Linked DNA regions of Mus musculus: region 1 is linked to region 2. Evidence: chromatin contacts called from ENCODE Hi-C or POLR2A ChIA-PET data. All regions are on one chromosome and are shown on one strand. Each heading gives the region's core, a stretch centred on a gene start or an enhancer-like site at or near the end of the contact. The rest is flanking DNA. Distances are from core to core; before and after follow the strand shown. Region 1 holds the start of Zfp207 (zinc finger protein 207). Region 2 holds the start of Psmd11 (proteasome (prosome, macropain) 26S subunit, non-ATPase, 11).

Evidence for each region. Hi-C counts contacts between places; a loop is a spot of excess contacts on that map. ChIA-PET counts read pairs that join two places held with the same protein, here RNA polymerase II (POLR2A).
Region 1: a loop to region 2 is called in a map of T-helper 1 cell, with 2.3 times the contacts of the local background. The contact joins the promoter of Zfp207 here to the promoter of Psmd11 in region 2. A Hi-C loop is called at or near these places in 2 of 37 maps with a recorded cell type or tissue (T-helper 1 cell and left cerebral cortex). POLR2A ChIA-PET finds 5 or more read pairs at or near these places in 5 of 5 experiments (Patski and embryonic stem cell).

Annotation. Positions count from the first base shown.
Region 1 is chr11:80,380,797-80,384,949 of GRCm38, forward strand. It overlaps Zfp207 (zinc finger protein 207), which reads left to right and starts at 2,483. Exons shown (of 12, transcript NM_001130169.1): 1 at 2,483-2,699. The coding sequence starts at 2,659.
Region 2 is chr11:80,426,856-80,430,505 of GRCm38, forward strand. Psmd11 (proteasome (prosome, macropain) 26S subunit, non-ATPase, 11) reads left to right here and starts at 1,760. Exons shown (of 14, transcript NM_178616.3): 1 at 1,760-1,900. The coding sequence starts at 1,810.

The DNA of each region.
Region 1 (4,153 bases), core at 1,233-3,732, 45 kb before region 2:
GCTAGTCAGAAAGTACTGTGCACATTCAGGATCCTAGTGTAGTTCTGAGCACTTCCCAAGGTGAGCTTTTAGCCCAATAATCTTGTCCTGCTTTGACGTACTCTAGTTAACAAGAGCAGTTAGCCAGAAACAGAACTATAAGAGAGAAAAAAAGCAACGTTAGTCCATTTAGAGAATTTCCCATATCTATGAACTTTGATGAATCAGGCCATTTTGGCAGTGCTGTCTAAGTGCTGAGTGCTATCCTAAATGGTAGTTCCATCATGGAGGCAGTTGTGTTAAGGTTTGGGGCCCTGTTATACACACCCAACGCACAGAGACACACACATACACCTATAACTACTAATAATAAATCTTTAAATTTCACATTATTGTGTAGGGTCTAAGCATGGAATGTACACACTAAATGACACAGAGGTCAGACATCACCTTTTGGAGCCTACTTCTCTGAGTTCTGGGATTATAGGCTGTGCTTCCATGGAATGCCTAGGGTTGACCCAAAGCTTTGTGCATGCTGGGCAAACATTCTACCTACTAAGCTCCAGACCCATACAGATCCAGCCCCTTAACTATCTGATCTATATTAACAGGTTAAAAATGACCCCAATATCCTGGGTTTGTTGAGAAAATATAAAAACACAACTCATGAAATGTTTCATGGATATATTCCCTGATTTTACTTCTTTTTTTTTTCTTTCTTTCTCTCTTTTACTGATTTGTTTATTGTTTGTTTGTTTGATAAGACAGGGTTTCTCTGTGTAGCCTTAGCTGTCCTGGAACCCTCTGTAGGCCAGGCTGGAGATCTGCCAGCCTCTGCCTCCCAGTGTTGGGATTAAAGGCAAGGCTGTGACTCTACATTTTTAAAGCACAAGCTTGTAGAGTCCTATTGATTCCACTTATGGGGTTCATCTCATGAAAACAGGGTAGTGTCCTAGCAACCGTATGAACTCAGAAACATCAGATTCTCATAGATCTGTGCAAACACAGTATAGGTTGTCCCGAAGACAGAATTCAGACAGAATTGAAAGGCAACCTAAGACTTTGGGCGGCAGTATTAGAAAATTGTAAAAGTTAAAAAAAGGAGTAATTAAGCCAGGCAGTGGTGGTCCATGACTTTAATCCTAGCACTTGGGAGGCAGAGGCAGGCGGATTTCTGCTTTTGAGGCTAGCCTGGTCTACAGAGTGAGTTTCAGTGCTCTTAACAGCTGAGCCATCTCTCCAGGCCCCTCAATCTTACTTTTAAATGAAGTTTCATGTATCCCAGGCATTATTTAATTCACTATGTAACTGAGGTTAGACCTTTAACTCCAGCCTCAGCCTCCTGGAATTCCCTGATTGCAGGCATGTTCCACCAACATTTTTTGTTTGCGAACCTTTCTGTGGTTTCAAGAGACTTCAGCATATACAATATCCAATTCTCTTACACTCTTCCTTGCCACATTTTCCAGGATTATCTTTTGCCAGCAACACTTTTCCTGTCTTGTTACTTTTAAGTTCAAATCCTCAAACACTGCATTTTATCAGTAATTAAAACTTCGATACAAGGTTTCTCTACATAACCCTGAATGTTCTATGTAGGCAGGAACCTGGCTATACATTCAGATCCACCAGCCTCAGCCTTTTGAGTGCTGGGATTAAAGGCATGCACCATCCATGCTTGGCTCACTGCATTTTAAAAAAAAAATTTTTTTTTTTTTATTCAAAGACAAGATCAGGCTTTGTTCTCCAGGCTAGCCTCTAAGTCTTAGCCTCATAGCATTTTCTGTCTTGGCCTTCTGAGTGCTGGGACAACAGACACAAGACCCAGGTAATAAGATAACTTAAGCTTTCTCCCACTGCATCTTCTTTCATCTTTCTAAACATTCCTATGTTCTCCGAAGCCGCTTAAGGATTGCCTTTTTGCGATTCTGAAGCACTTCACATTTCCCTTATCGCTACTGCTGATCTCACCCATACTGCTTCCTAGACTGTGGTTCACTGAAAAAAAAAACGGTAACTCTTCCTTGACCATATACGCCCCACTCCCGAAAGGCAACTGAAACAAGATTTAAAAATTGACCAGGTCGCAATCCGGGCGTGTGCCTTTAATCCCAAACAGTCGCTGGCAGGCAGAAGCAGGCGCATCTTTGAGTTTGAGGCCAGCTTGGTCATTTCCTCTATCAGCAGGGCTATGAAGAGACCCATCTCAAAAAATAAAAGCAAAACACACAACAGCAAAAAACAAAACAAAACAAAACCCAAATTGACCATGTCCCAATTATCTTTATTTATTTGTAATCTATCCTTAATTATACTCCTAATCTTTTCCTCCCTTCAATTTGCATACGGGATAGCCGACGTACTGGATGACCCAAGCTCTAAAGGATCAGCGTCCTCAGCCCGGGAGCGCCACCACCACTTAACCCCATTAAGATGGCGGCAGCGCCCGCTCAGCCACTCAGGGCCGAAGCCTGCGTCACGTGACCCGCACAGCTCTCACCGCGGTGGCTGATGGGAGGTGGAGATAGAACGAGGGTGTCGGCCATTTTGTGTCTGTTTCCTGCGGGACGCGCTGGTGGCGGTTGGTGTGGAGAACTCTGCGAGTCTCTTGGGTTTTTTGTTTTTTGTTTTTTCCAGCTTCTTTCCGCCTCTATTCTGCCTGTTCTGTAGGGCGCAGTTATGGGTCGCAAGAAGAAGAAGCAGCTCAAGCCGTGGTGCTGGTATCCTTTGTGGGGTTGACGTGGAGGCCGAGCGTGGGTGTCGCTTCTTGAGAACACAAGTCTGATAGGTTTGGGTTAAGCCTGTTTGGTAGGGCCCGGCCGGGCCCAGCCGAGCCTTTGTGCTGTGGCTGGGTTAGGATTTGGGGTGGTTTCTTGTAAAATGGGGTTCTTCGGGCGAGAGGGCTCCGGAGTTTGGTGGCGCTGAACTCGGTGACTCAGGCGCTTGTTTGTCGCGATCATTGGGCCTGGAGACGTTCCCCAAGTGCAGTCGTCCCTAAGAACTCCTGTCTCCGTTGTTTCGTTGAAGACCCCACAAAGGGACTTGAGTTTGGGGTAAATGTCCTGACTCCCTGGATAATTGAACTGTGACTAGCCCCCCCCCCCTCGCGGTGAAGAATCGGCTTCCGCCTCTCTTTCGGGCGCCTTAATCTTGGGGAAGCGGTTGCTTAACTGGGTGGAGTTTCTATTATCGTTACCCAATTTTGTAGGACTGGTTAAACTGTTAAGAAGGAAAACAATTTTCTCTCTTTTTTTTTTTTTTTTTTTTTTGTGGATAACGTATTACGCTAAACTGATTTTTTTTAATCTATTACAAGAAAACTATTTGTCTCAAGACAAATTTGTTTTTAAAATAGTTAAGTAGCTAAAAATCCGTCACGAATTATTTAATGCACTCACAGAAAAAGTCTTGCGAGGTCAGAACTCTTAGTATATGCGAATTTACATTTCCTGAATGCATAGATTAATAATGAAACTGGAAGAAATTTTATGGATTCTTAGTTGAATGTGCCCTTTGTCATGAGTTGTATAATGGATTATGAATTCCCAGTTTCAACTCTATTGTATATTTAATGAATTGTGAAATTGCCTCCCCCCCCCCTCTGTCTTTTTATTTGGGATTGGGGGTCTGGTTGTCTGGAAATTGCTCTGTCCACCAGGCTGGCCTCCGCCTGTCTCTGCTTCCCCAGTGCTGGGATTGAAGGCATGGATCACCACTGCCCAGTTTGAAGTTGCCTTTTCTTTTGAAAAGAAATATTTTGAGTTAGTCTTGCTGTCTGACCTGGCACTCAGAATAAATATCTGCCTTTGCATGTGGAGTGTTGAAATCAAAGGCATGGGGTATGCCAGGCTAAAAGATTTTTATTTGGGCTTATGATCTTAGACTGCATACCAAGTTTATCTAGTTCAGATGTAGTCATTCCTGCCACAGATTGCCTGCAGTGTGCCACTGGTCCTGGCTCACTTGATTTTGGTTAACCCTTTCTCCTTCATGGAACTCCTTTTATTTGTTTTTGTTCTTTAAGACAGGTTTTCTCAGTGTGTCTCAGTCTGTCCTGGAACTTGCTCTGTAGGCTAGCCTGGCCTGAAATTTAAGAGTTCCACTTGTTTCTGGCTCCCAAGTGCTGCGATTAAAGGCACTACTGTCTAGCTGACACTCTTAGCATGTACATTTG
Region 2 (3,650 bases), core at 510-3,009:
AGGCAGATTTCTGAGTTCGAGGCCATCTGGTCTACAGAGTGAGTTCCAGGATAGCCAGGGCTACACAGAGAAACCCTGTCTCGAAAAACAAACAAACAAACAAGCAAACAAACAAAACAAAACAACAACAAAAAAGAAAGAAAGAAAGAAAGAAAGAAAGGAAGAAAGAGAGAAAGAAAGAGAGAAAGAAAAGATACAGAAGCTGGAGACTGGTTGTGGTGGCACACGCCTTTAATCCCAGCACTTGGGAGGCAGAGGCAGGCGGATTTCTGAGTTCGAGGCCAGCCTGATCTACAAAGTGAGTTCCAGGACAGCCAGGGCTATACAGAGAAACCCTGTCTCAAAAAACCAAAAAAAAAAAAAAAAAAAAAAAGAGACAGAAGCTGGAAGTGCCTTTAATTCTAGCACCTGGGAGAGGAGAAGGGAAGAGGGCACAGATAAGGGTGCTTGCTGCCAAACATGAGTCCCTGAGTTCAATCTCTGGGCTGGCCATGATTGTGAGTACTGACTTCTGCAAGAGTTCCCTTCTCCATGTGCATGCCATGGCATGTGAGTTCCCACAGACAGACAGACATAGAAGTAAAAACTTAAAAACTACAACAACAAATGAATTCAGTATAGTCTCATTAGCTCTCCATCAGATTGAGAAAGAAGGAATGACTTCTTGGGTGAGTGTGTGTGTGTGTGTGTGTGGGGGGGGGGGGATGATCACAGCATTACACCGAAGTTCATGGAATTTCAGAGTTGGGAGAATTTGGAAGCCAGTTTAGTTCACGTGACACAACAAAGTCAGGACTTCTGTTACCAGCATGGTGGGATATTACCCAGATTTCATTAGAAAATGCAAAGGGTGGGAATGTCTTTCCTACCAGGTCTCAGTTCTGTCAGTCACTTTATTCCCTTCAGTTTCCTTAGGTATTAATTAAATATTTTTTCAAAGACTCTTGTTGAGTATTGTTGGACAAATGAAAGGAGACAGGTATAGAGATTGATTAGTCCAGTCATAGAGGAGTATAATGTTGGTTCTACTTAGTTTTTTATACAGCACAGCTATTTAATTTCCAGATTGTCATCAACTTAGAAGGTCTCCCTCTGTATAGGTTTAGCAACATCTTTAGGTTGATCCTTAGTGATAAGAAACATGCTTTTTTCCCCTTTCCCTTGATATCTTCACAGATATCCTATTACAGTTGAAGGAATTGGAGATACGGGAGGAAAATTTTGTTCTATTGTTGAGCTGGAAAGCTGGTATGAGTCAAATGTGAATCTCAAGAACTATTTAGATTGAATGATTGGGTCAAAGATGACTTTCAATCCACAATGTGAAGCTCTGTCCGATGATGGAATGGCTATTTGTGAAAGACAGTGTTCTTTTACATTGGCGATTTCTTCCGTCCTGGAAGGGAGTGTGTGTATGTGTCCTCCCTGCAAAACATCTGAATGAATCTGAACGGTGCTATTCCTGCCACATAATAGGCAATTTGAAAGATCATCTATCGCTATGAGTGACTGGTTACACGGGGATACTATACAAACAGCCAAGCAGCTTTCCTTGAGTACTCAGCCTCTTTTGGAGTGGTGGGGATTAATTTCGGTTTGTCTCTTCAGATGGCCGCGAGATGGCGATGGGGGAGCTCGTTTGTCGCTTGCGGGACGCTCCTGGGCCACCCACGGGGCAGAGAGACTACAACTCCCGGGGTGCTCGGAGAAGGGAGGCGGGGTCTTCTGGTAGGAACGCGAGGGCGGGTCTTCCGGGTGTGTGTTTCCGGCGTCGGCGGCCGCGGCCGGGGACGGTGTGAGAGCGGTAAGATGGCGGCCGCAGCGGTGGTGGAGTTCCAGAGAGCCCAGTCTCTACTCAGCACCGACCGGGAGGCCTCCATCGACATCCTCCACTCCATCGGTAAAGGGCCTGGCGCCGTCCCCGCGGCTCCGCCGTCCCGGCGCGGCCTGTGTGGGTCGGAGGCGGCGGAGAGGGGCCGGGCTAGCCGGCTATGGTGCTGCTGACTCACTGTGTGTGAGGGGGGCCGGGCTGGGGGCGCAGGCCGCTCGGGGACCCCAGGAGCCCCATGGCTTCCAATCGGGCGGGAAGCCCCTAGGCAGCCGGCCCGTCCACCTGCTGCCTGCTGACTCACGGTGGGCGCAGCGCAGCGCAGCGTGGCGAGCGGGCCGGGCCAGGTTCGCTACCCCTCAAGGGTCCCCGATTGTGGCCCGCGCGAGCTGGCCGGGGGCTGAGAGTGGCGGCCCGGGACAGACGGGTCGGAGAGTGTGTTGTTGAGAGGTCCGGGCGACTGCCGCGCAGGACTGACATTTCCCGCCGTTGTTATCAGCACAGGTTGCTCCGGGTGGGAGCGCGAGCGCTTCTCTTGGAGTTTTCTTCCGGGACGCTGGGAGCTGTCGCTTACAGCCAGCCCTCAGCCGCAGCCGCCGGCAGCAGAGGGCCACTTTCTGGGTGTGGGAAGTTGAGGGGTGCCACACGCTTAAGATTGGTATTTGACCGGTGTAGCTTGTGAGCTGAAGTGTCGTCCGAGTGGGACCGCCGGGACAGAGGAGGTGACTCATTTTTCCCAGTAGGGGTTGAAGTTTAGTTCTGAGTTCTGAGAGGCTGTCGTTCAGGGAACTTTTTGGGACCGGCGGGCCGCACATTGCTGGAGAAAAAGAAAAATTTTAATACCATAGCGTGATTGTCTTAAACCGTAGGGCAACAGGAAAGTTGAAGTAGGAACCTCCAGCCGGTCGCTTTCTACTGGGATTCAGGTGTAAATAGAAATAAGTGGTTGATGGCAGAGAAGGCCTTTTAATATTCATTCCTTAAGGGTTCAGTTAGAGAATGAGCTTCCTCCTGTGGTAATGTGAGGTTTTTTTTTTTTTTTTTTTTTTTGGTTTTTTGAGACAGATTTTCTCCATGTAGCCCTGGCTGTCCTGAAACTTACTTTGTAGACCAGGCTGGCCTTGAACTCAGAAATCCGCCTGTCTCTGCCTCCCAAGTGCTGGCGTTAAAGGCGTGTGCCACTATGCCCGCCCGGCGTGAGCTTTCAAATGTAGCCTGGGAGATTCGGATTGGATCAACAAGTTGTTGGTGAATGCAGGTATATGAGGGACTGCCAGGATGTTGATGCTTATGTTGACTTAACTGAGTTGCTGAGTCTTGAATTTCTGTACACAAGACTTGTACCAAGAAAGGACACTGTCAACAGCTTGAAGTTCTTGACTCTGGGAATACTAGAAAGGAGAGGAGACGAGAGAGCACAGTGCATTGTGAAGGAATCATGAAGAGTTTCATTTCGAAGTTCTGATAGTGTCCGTTTTAGAGCAGAGTACCATAGCCATCGGATGTTTTTACAAAGACATTTTTCTGTGATCACACTTTAATATTTAGATCACACTTTAATATTTAATAATCTGCGGAGCATAAAAGTTTTTTGTGCATAGTGCCTGATTTGTTTGCCTTTCAGAAAGTAGAAATTACTAATAAACATTGCCATTAGAGTATTTCACCTTTATCAGACCCTTTATGAACCTTAACCTATTTTCCAAATGAAACTACCAAACAAATAAGGGAAAAAAAAACAACCCTCTAAAGAAAAGTAAAATACAGATACTATAAAAAGAAAAACAAAACAAAAAAAAGGAGTGGTTGCTCATTATACTAA